Linked DNA regions of Homo sapiens: region 2 is linked to region 1. The links are chromatin loops, found by intact Hi-C in ENCODE. Cell type or tissue: Panc1. All regions are shown on one strand.

Evidence for each region. Hi-C counts contacts between places; a loop is a spot of excess contacts. Peaks named below come from ENCODE experiments on the same cell type or tissue, not always from the same donor. Only the 100,000 strongest peaks of a DNase experiment are listed, where the experiment ranks them.
Region 2: it touches region 1 in a loop (3-fold over the local background); 7 of 110 quality-filtered maps call a loop at or near these places.

The regions. Positions count from the first base shown.
Region 1 is chrX:137,443,094-137,448,093 of GRCh38, reverse strand. No RefSeq gene overlaps it. Among named protein-coding and RNA genes, the nearest start is that of LINC02931, 120 kb to the left of the region's middle. In Panc1, no CTCF peak of the experiment used is centred here; no DNase peak of the experiment used is centred here.
Region 2 is chrX:138,023,962-138,028,961 of GRCh38, reverse strand. No RefSeq gene overlaps it. Among named protein-coding and RNA genes, the nearest start is that of ZIC3, 460 kb to the right of the region's middle. In Panc1, CTCF peaks have their summits at 2,365 and 2,566 (motif pointing right); a DNase peak (open chromatin) is centred at 2,540.

The DNA of each region.
Region 1 (5,000 bases):
ATAGCATTTTTTAAATCTAACAAGCAGAAGAAAATTGAAGATAGAAAAATGGATAGGAATATAAATGTGAACTTAGATTCTATCTCTACATATGTAAGAGGATGAGTGAGACAAATATACTCCAAGGAAATTCTTAAATTTCTGCTTCAAATCAACTCCTGCAAAATGTAGTGGCTTTCAACTGAACAATGTTAGTGTGTTTAGTATCACCTTAAAATGAAATGCTCAAATGAATGCAATGAGAGCAGATTTTAGCATGGAACCTGGTCACCCCAGAATCAAGATCCTCTTTTTTTTTTTTTTTTTTGATGGAGTCTCACTCTGTCACCCAGGCTGGAGTGCAGTGGCGTGATCTCAGCTCACTGCAACCTCTGCCTCCTGGGTTCAAGTGATTCTCCTGCCTCAGCCTCCCGAGTAGCTGGGACTATAGGCACGTGCCACCACACCTGGCTAATTTTTTGTATTTTTAGTAGAGATAGGGTTTCACCACGTTGGCCAGGATGGTCTCGATCTCCTGACCTCGTGATCCGCCCGCCTCAGCCTCCCAAAATGCTGTGATTACAGGCGTGAGCCACCGCGCCCGGCCTCTTTCTTTTTTCCTCTAGTAATCCACTGTTTTCTTTTCTACTCCAAACTAATGAAACAAGAAGTTATTCTGACCCCAATACCTTTCGAGTCTCATTGGTCATTATCAACATATAATAAGAATTGTCAATTCTTTGTCCACTAATTCAGCAAACTTTTATTGTGTGTTACTTCTCTGGTGGGGGTTGTGTTATGCCCTGGTTGTGCAGTAGTAACAAAGCATGTCCTTGCCTATAAGCTGGTCAGAGTTCAGATTGGAAGACCTTCAAATAGACAGGCAATTAAAATGTGGAGTAACAAGTGCTGTGGCCAGAGGTGTACAAGCTGCACAAGAGGGATGAGTGAGAAGGATGGGAAGCCATGGAAGGATGTCTGAGCTGCACCAAGGCTCAGCCTTTGCCATTTTTAATTGTAAGCTCTGCAACAGCAGGACTATATCATTTCATCAGTGTGTGCTCAGTACCTAGCACAATGCCTGGCATATAGTAGGCACTCAATAAACAATACTCAGGATGAAAGCCTTTCTTCGAAAAAATTGCAAGGAAAGAATCTGCTTGAACATTTCCCACTTTCCATTTTCATAGCAGAAAACATATCTGTAATGGATGTGTGCTAGGTAAATAAATGAATGGGAAAAAATGACAACAGTCATGCGCTGCATAACATTTATTCAGTGATGGGCTACATATCTGACAGTGGTCCCATAAGATTATAATGCCATATTTTTACTGTCCTTTTCTATGTTTCAATACACAAATATTTACCATTGTGTTATAATTACCTACAGTATTCAGGACAGTAACATGCTGTTGTTAACAAATGACCATGAGATCTACGGAGAAAGGAATAGGAGAAAACTTTATTTTCAGACAGACAATCTGCAGATCAGGAAATGTAGCCTCCAGGGAAATCAAAAGCACACACTCCAAAGGGGGAAGAGGGAAACTGGCATTTATGTCTTTCAGGTCTGCCTCACATGTATATTTAGCAGGTTTGGGGAAAATCTATGAATATTTATGAGGGAAGCCAAGCACGTGTGTAGTAGGCAAACATACATATACATTTTATGTTTATTTGGGGGGGTGGGGATGAGGATGTCAAAATGTGAATTACAGGGCATAAAAGAGGTTTTTTGCAGTCTCTGTTTGCCGGCTGAAATTGGCTTGAGGTCTGTGCTGTTTATCAGGAAAGAAGGTTTACAAGGTCAGTCTGCTGTCCAATCGGGGTTGCTGGCAGGCCCACAAAGCAGGGTCAGGCCAGCTGGCATCGGGCAGTCCACTAAGCATCAGTTGGGAAACTCCCAGTTATAGCTGTTTTGACAATTTCTTAAAGGGTGAGCTTCTGCTCAATTATAGGAGAAAAGATGTTATGGCAGTCAGTAATATAGGGGTATGTGACCAACCCCTCTCTCTGCTATGGCTGCTTGATTTCATCTTGGTGTGTCTCATTTTAGCCACAGGGAATCCATTTTGTCTGTCAGCCAGGGGTATATTTTAACACTGCACAGGTTAGTAGCCTAGGAGGAATAAGCTATATCACCTAGCTTAGGTGTGTAGTAGGCTATACCATCTAGGTTTGTGTACACACACCCTATGATGTTCATGCAATGAGAAAATCCACCTAATGATGCACTTCTCAGAACGTATCCCCATCATTAAATGACATATGACTGTATTTAGAGAAGAAGGAGTCAGTTCAGTTCCACAACTATCCTGAAGGACAGTTCAGTTCCAAAACTTTGAGTGCCAGCCATGTCCCAGACCTGGCACTGTGTGCTGGGGCTACAGAGGCGGCTTAGACACAGGCTCTGTCTTCAGGATGCTAATTGTTTTCTGGGGGTGGCAATGCAGGATGACAGAGAAGTGATGATTCTGTGTATTTAGGTCATTTGGGTATAAAAGGCATCTTTCCCCTCAGCAGGTAGAAGAGTGCATTAGAGAGGCAGATATGGCATGGCAAGATGTCCTTGGAGATTGTTCCAACTTCACAACAGTTTGAATGCATTCAGAGTAATCCTGCACATTAGAAGAAATACCAAGTTATCAAGAGGCCCAGCCTATGTGTAAATAAGCACTGGTATTTTAATTTGGGGGAAAAATCTGCTGACAATATATAATCAGATTTCAAAGGATGCAAACATCATGAAGAATCTTTGCTTTGGTTTGAAGTTTAAACATAACTAATGCTCAAGCAACCCATGAAAGGAATGGAGGCCCCAGAGTGGGGATGAGGGTGTTTCTAGAAATGGAGAGTAAGGGGAGAGAGGGAAGGTTTGCATATGTTGATGGGGTTCCAATTTTCACTATAGACCACTAGTTCTAAAGTGAGTTGTCTTAGTATGGCATCCATCATCATGAAAGAAAATGTAGAATTTAGAAAGTGTATAATCAGAACCTAGACAACAGATGAGCTAGGCAGAATGGCAAACTTTGAGGCCTATGGGATATGGGCCAAATTCAGCCTAGAAATGTGTTTTGTTTGGTCAGCACTGCAAAACAACAACGAAAAAACTAAAACAAACAAACAAACAAACAAAAAAAGGAAGACGAATTTGAATGCCTTAAGCTAAAACAAGCACTCTCTGGTTTGCCACACCTCCCACCATTCCTTATTGTCTTGCACTCATCTACTTTGCTCATGTTCTCTATTCTGTGCCTGGCCCCTGAGTGGGCATTTGGGTTTGTAACCCCTGAGCTAGTGACTTCTCATTCCCATTTAACAGCTGGAAGAGCAAATGCTTCAAATTGGCATTGCAGAACCCCTAATTTTAAGGGAAATTGTAAGAGTGACGGCAGACCAGCAAATGTTAGCAAGGGAAGCTGAAATTGTAATGGCTGCCTTGAACTGTGTGGGCTAGAATTTTGTCCTAGCTCACCACTACTCCAAATCTTGGGACTGCCATTTGCCATCTCTATTCCTTACCACTGCCATAGTATCCAAAGCAAAGGTGGACAAGAAGTCCTATTCCATCCAAAAGCTACTCTATAGTCACTTCAAGGATTGGAACGTATTTTTCCTTCTGCATTTTGTATCCCCAACAACTGGAGAAGAAGAGCAATGGAAAAGCAAGAGAAAAACAGTACTGGCATTTCTTGAGGGGCAGGGAAGAGAGGCATAGGCAAGAGCACAGAGTATAACAGATAAAGGTGAAGAGGAAAAGTAAATCAGGCAGAAGGGAGCCAAAAGAGAACTTGAGGCAGGCATGGTGGAGATTCTGAATAATGGAATATTAGCTCTTCTTAAAGGTTTATCTGCCCCTCTCTAGTCACTGACTCAGAGTACAAGCACTGGAAGGAGCCTAGATTAACTCTGTGGCCCAACCTCCTTACTCCACAGAGGAAGAAAAGAAAGTCAGAAGAGCAATGACTTGCTCAAGGTCACACAGCAAGTGAGTAATGTGCTCACCTGAATCTTGAAGTAAGGTGTCCTGTGATTTCCCAAGCTCTTTTCACTCACAACCATGCAATGGCAGGGTGGACCTACTTAGGAGCAGGGAGATTTCACCCTGGCTGTCTTCCAAAGTCAATGTATCCTAGGGTTAGAATGTTGGAGGGAACATTCATTCATTCAAGAGTAAGCAATGCTGGGGAGTGAAAAATGGCTTCCCTCCACCTTTCTAGGTTCCTTGGTTGGGTAACAAGTTAAATTGACACAAGACGGGTTAACAGAAGAAAAACCATATTTAATTCTGTATATATACACAAGAGTCTCACAAAAACATAAGACTTGAGGAAGGGTCAGATGATTGAAGGTAAAGAAAGGAATAGGGGTTTCTGGCTTCGGGGGGATGGTGACAACACAAGTTATGGGAGAGTGAGAGGAGGAAATGTATGGTAAATAAAGGTTGTCTTGTTACACAGATAAAAAGTCTCTTAGGTAATAAAAGTTGTCTCGGAGTAGCCCTCTGAAGAATAGGTCATTATCTGGGTTTGGTCTCCACCTCCAGTCTCCTCTCCTGTGATCCCAGTTAATCTTCCCTGGCTAATAAGATTCCAGGGGAGGGGATTCTTGACAATTGAGTTCCTTTTGGAGAATCCATTTATAGACAGATAAGGCTCAGACAAAACCTCTGCCTGTATCTGCTGTTTCCGAAGTGCCCTCAGTTCCAAGTAATGAACATACCAAATCATCATATTTTGGAGCCACATTTCCTGAACAGAGCACCTGCTTATAGGTCAGGTACTGTGCTTGACTCTGATTAGGCAAAGAGCAAGAAACCACAGTCTGTTCTAATGCTGGGCACAGAGTATGTGGTCAGAAACTGTTTCTCAACAGTCTAGGGCAGTGCTGCCCAATAAAAAAAGAATTTAAGCTACAAATATGAAAAAATAAAAATAAAAAAATAAAAAAATGAACTACATATATAATTTTCATTTTTATAGTAGACTCATTAAAAAGGGTAAAAAGAAACAGCT
Region 2 (5,000 bases), 580 kb before region 1:
ATATATTTAGGATAGTTAATTATTCTTGTTGAATTCAAGCCTTTATCATTCTATAATGCCTTTCTTTGTCCTTTTTTGACTGTTATTGGTTTAAAGTGTTTTATCTAATATAAAAATACAAATCTCTGCTCTTTTTTGGTTTTCCATTAGCATGCTAGATTTTTCCATCCCTTTACTTTGAGCCCATGAATGTCTTTACATGTGAAATTGGTCTCTTGAAAACAGGAGACATTTGGGTCTTGTGTTTGTTTGTTTGTTTGTTTTCAATTTGCCACTCTGTGCCTTTTCAGTGGGGTGTTTAGACCATTTACATCCAAGGTAAATATTGATATGTGAGCTTTTGATACTATCATGATGTTGTTAGCTGGTTCCTTTGTAGTCTTGATTGTTTAGTTGCTTTATAGGATCTGTGGGCTAGGTACTTAAGTGTGTTTCTGTTGAAGCAGGTATCATTCTTTCATTTCCCTGTGTAAAAGTCCCTTAAAGGTTTCTTGTGAGGCTGGTCTAGGGTAATGATTTCCCTTAGTGTTTGCTATTCTGAAAAATATTTTATTTCTCCTTTGCTTATGAAGCTTATATTGGTGGGATATGAAATTGTTGGTTGGAATTTCTTTCCTTTAAGGATGTTGAAAATAGGCCCCCAATCTCTCCTGGCTTATAAGGTTTCTGCTAAGAAGTCCACTGTTAGCCAGATGGGCTGCCCTTTGTGAGTGACCTGACCCTTTTCTGAGCTGTCTCTTTTATTTTTCTTTCACATTAACCTTAGAATGTCTGATTACTATGTGGTTTAGGGATGGTTGTCTGGTACAGTATCTCACATGGGTTCTCTGAATTTCTTGACTTTGCATGTCAACCTCTACCTATATTGGGAAAATCGATGTGGCCTATATCCTCAAATATGCTTTCCAAGTTGCTTACTGTCTCTCTTTCTCTCTCAGGAATATCAGTAAGTCACAGGTTTTATCTCTTTACATAAGCCCATATTTCTCAGAAGTTTTGTTTATTTTTATGAATTATTTTTTCTTTATTTTTGTCTGACTGGGTTGATTCAGACTGATCTTAAAGCTCTGAAATTCTTTCCTCAGCTTCTTCTTGCCTATTGTTAAGTCTTCCAACTGTATTTGAAAATTCCTGCAGTGAATTTTTCAATTCCAGAAGTTCAGTTTGTTTTTTTCTTTATTTTATTTTATTTTATATTTTGAGACAGAGTCTTGCTCTGTCACCCAGGCTTGAGTGCAGTGGCGCGATCTCAGCATACTGCAACCTCCACCTTCTGGGTTCAAGCAATTCTCATGCCTCAGCCTCCCCAGTAGCTGGGATTACAGGCACGCACCATCACACCTGGCTAATTTTTGTATTTTTTAGTAGAGACGGGATTTCCGCATGTTAGCCAGGCTGGTCTCAAACTCCTGACCTCATGATCTGCCCACCTCGGCCTCCCAAAGTGCTGGGATTACAGGCATGAGCCACTGCGCCTGGCCTGTTTTTTTCTTAAAATGGCTATATCATCTTTCAACTGCTGGATCATTTTACTGGTTTCCTTGTATTGAACTTCAACTTTCTCTTGAATCTTGTTCAGTTTCCTTGCCATCCAGATTCTGAATTCTATGTCTGTCTTTTCAAACATTTCAATTTGTTTAGGATCCATTGCTAGGAGCTAGTTAAATCCTTTGGAGATAAAGAAACACTCTGACTTTTTGAATTGTTAGAGTTTTTGTGTTACCAGAAAGGGGTCCCAATTCAGACCCCAAGAGAGGGTTCTTGGATCTTGCACAAGAAAGAACTCAGGTCGAGTCCACAGAGTAAAGTGAAAGCAAGTATATTAGAGAAGAAACAAAAGAATGGTTACTCCATAGGCAGATCAGCCCTGAGGGCTGCTGGTTGCCCATTTTTGTGGTTATTTCTTCATTATACGCTAAAAAAGGGGGGAGTGGATTATTCATGCCTCCCCTTTTAGACCATATAGGGTAACTTCCTGATGTTGCCATGGCCTTTGTATACTGTCATGGCGCTGGTGGAAGTGTAGCAGTGAGGATGACCAGAGGTCACTCTCATCACCATCTTGGTTTTGGTGGGTTTTAGCCAGCTTCTTTACTGCAACGTGTTTTATCAGCAAGGTCTTTACGACCTGTATCTTGTGTTGACCTCCTATCTCATCCTGTGACTTAAAATGCCTAACCATCCAAGAATGCAACCCAGCAGGCCTTAACCTTATTTTACCCAGCCCTTATTCAAGATGGAGTTGCTCTGGTTCAAATGCCTCTGGCACTTGCACTGGTTCCTTGTCATCTGAAAGGGCTAGAGTTTCTTTATCTTTCTGAAGTTGCTTTCATTTGGATGAAGATTTTCGCTTTTACATTCTTTTTTTTTTTCCTTGAGGATTTCACTGTGGTGTATGTTGTCTTTAGTCACTTGTCTTTGTTTCTGGGTGCTTTCAGAGGACCAAGGCTCTGTACAGGTTTCTTAGTTTCCTGCATTGGGTTTCACAGGGGATGTATATTGAATTAATCTGTTTTTGTTGGTAGTGTAATTTGGCCTGTAATCCAGTAGATGGCACTTAAGAGTAAGTGCCTTCAGATAGGCTACTACTCAGCTGTGCATCTCTTTTTTTATTTCAATGTGTCCACAGCAGTACTCTGGAGAGGGGGAGACTTGGAGGAAGGTGGCAAGAGATAAACTCTCACCAAGTCTGTTCCTGGGCATTGGGGGAACACCCTACAATCACTGATATTGCGCTGACATTTCCTTAGCCCCAAAGGGTACCCTGGTAGGTTGCACTATCCCCACTTTAGGGGCAACCCAAGCTGAAGGTTAGGTTACCAGGATACCTTCAACTCCCCAGGTACCCACTGATCCTCTGAGCTTGGCGGAGTCAAAGTGGGTTGTGTGGTATGTCTGTAGGTGGTCTGGTGATGCAGAGGGTCAAGGGCAGAGGATCCCCAGGCAGAACATTGGCCTGTTTTTGTTGTTGTTGTTGTTGTTGTTGTCGTCGTCATCGTTGTTGTTTCCCCAGAAGATGACTGTGCAGACCACACAGCTTGCACTCACCCAATTGGATCTCCCTCTGGTGTCTGCTCCAGAAGCAGGCCCAACCAGCTAGGTTTTTTCCCTAGCCTTCCATGCCCAGATTGCTGGGCTTTTTCATCTGTCCCAGGCCATGGGCTCTCTAAAGCAGAAGCTGTGCCTGGCCAATAGGCTACACCCTTCCTGGACCTGTGTTATGGAGGGAGGGATGCCCAGCACCCACATCAGCACACGAAATCACAGCTCACTCTTCTCAGTGTTCTGAGAGTGGGGACTCCTCCTGTGCTTGAGCTCTCGCCACAATCTCAGCTCGATATTCCTGAGTTTTGTGCTCTAACACTGGGAGATTAGAAATGGGCCTGTAGCTTTGTTCTCTGTCCCCACAGTTTTGAGCACTGGCTCTGCTGGGGGACAGGCAAACTGCCCCCAGGCTGCTGGCCTCAGATGGTGCAGTGGAGGCTGTACTGTGTGCACCCTCTCAGAAGCAGCCTGGTAGGGGCCTTGGGAGAGGCCAGCAGACAAGGGAGCATGCAGATCAGCTGTGCCTCAGTCCCAAAGAAAAGGCAGCTCTACTGTCTCCTGGCCCAGCACTCAGCATGGGCTAGAGTCACTCAGAGAAAAATGGAGAGCCTTGGCGGATGGATACCTACTGTCGTGTTTTGCTGCACCTGCCCCATGAGCAACCCAATCTGCGCTCCACACAGGTTTGAGTGCTGCCTCTGTCTACTCTCCAGGCAGCTCCCCCTGTCAATTCAAATGTCAATGAAGATCATAGGATCTCTTGTTGCTGGGATCCCAGAGGTCTGCAACAGGAGTGTGGTGCCCCAGAGTTCCTTCACTCCTCCTTTTCTTAGGACCCATTCATGCTAGTCCTGGCACTTGACAACTCCATGCATGCTTTCCAGCTTCCTCCGTCTTCAACCTCAGTGTCTGCATTGACTCTTTATTGGATTTCAGTGTTTTCTCTCAAAAGATCTGTTTGAAGTGTCATGGTTTACTCAATATTTTGGTTTCTCTCAGTGGGAGACACATTTCCTGGCTGTGTCCATTTGGCCATCTTGCCTCTGCCCGCAGGAACAGCACATTTTTAGAAAAGTAACAAGACAAAGGAAAAAGACTGAGTTTCTACAGGTGGCAACTTGGAGGAAGGCAAATAAATGGCAGATAAAGACTAGTTACTAATGTTTGTTAATGTAGGTTCTTCTGGTACCATCTCCAGGCCAATACAGTTCCAAAGTTGTCTTCATTGGTGAACCTTTGTTCTCCCTGGTAGAAGGTGGGGTAGGGAGATGGGGGCATAATACCTTTCATCTTTGTAAATCTATGTCCTGCTTTTAGACAAATAAAGGGAAGGCAGAGAACTTCTTAATTGGCTTCAGCTTAACAATCTTTCAAACTTTGGAGCAGTTTATTCTGGTCTTCCTTAGGGTATAATCCATATTTGTTGAATGATGAATGGATATGCCACTAAAATCCATAAAATATGATGAGTTCTTGTGACACGGAATTTATAATGTTACAACAGATAAAAGATGATAATGATAAAGTAGTCTAGAATGTCATCGCAATTCTGAAAGCCATGCATAGGAACTTGTTAGTTATACCTAACAAGACTTTCAATAAGTTTTTCAGATTGCCAATCCAACTATGTTCTGATAAAAGAGGCAAGGGCCAAGGGGGTAGAATCCAATAGAATCTTCCTATCTACAGACTCAGCCATGCAAAAACACTACCTGTAAGCCATCCTGCAGTGGGTTGCCCCACCACCTTAACCATGCCACACTTCAGAAATGTAAACTTGCCCAACATCTTAGCATTAGGTTCCTAGGCTCTATTCTTTCAATAAAAAGTTAGTCTATGTGCCAAAGTGTTACTGGTGATGAGAGAACTTCTGTCCTATAATGATGTCGCAATGACCTTTGTGCACTTTCCAGAAAAAAGAAACAGCAATTCTCCCCAACTCACCATACTCATCA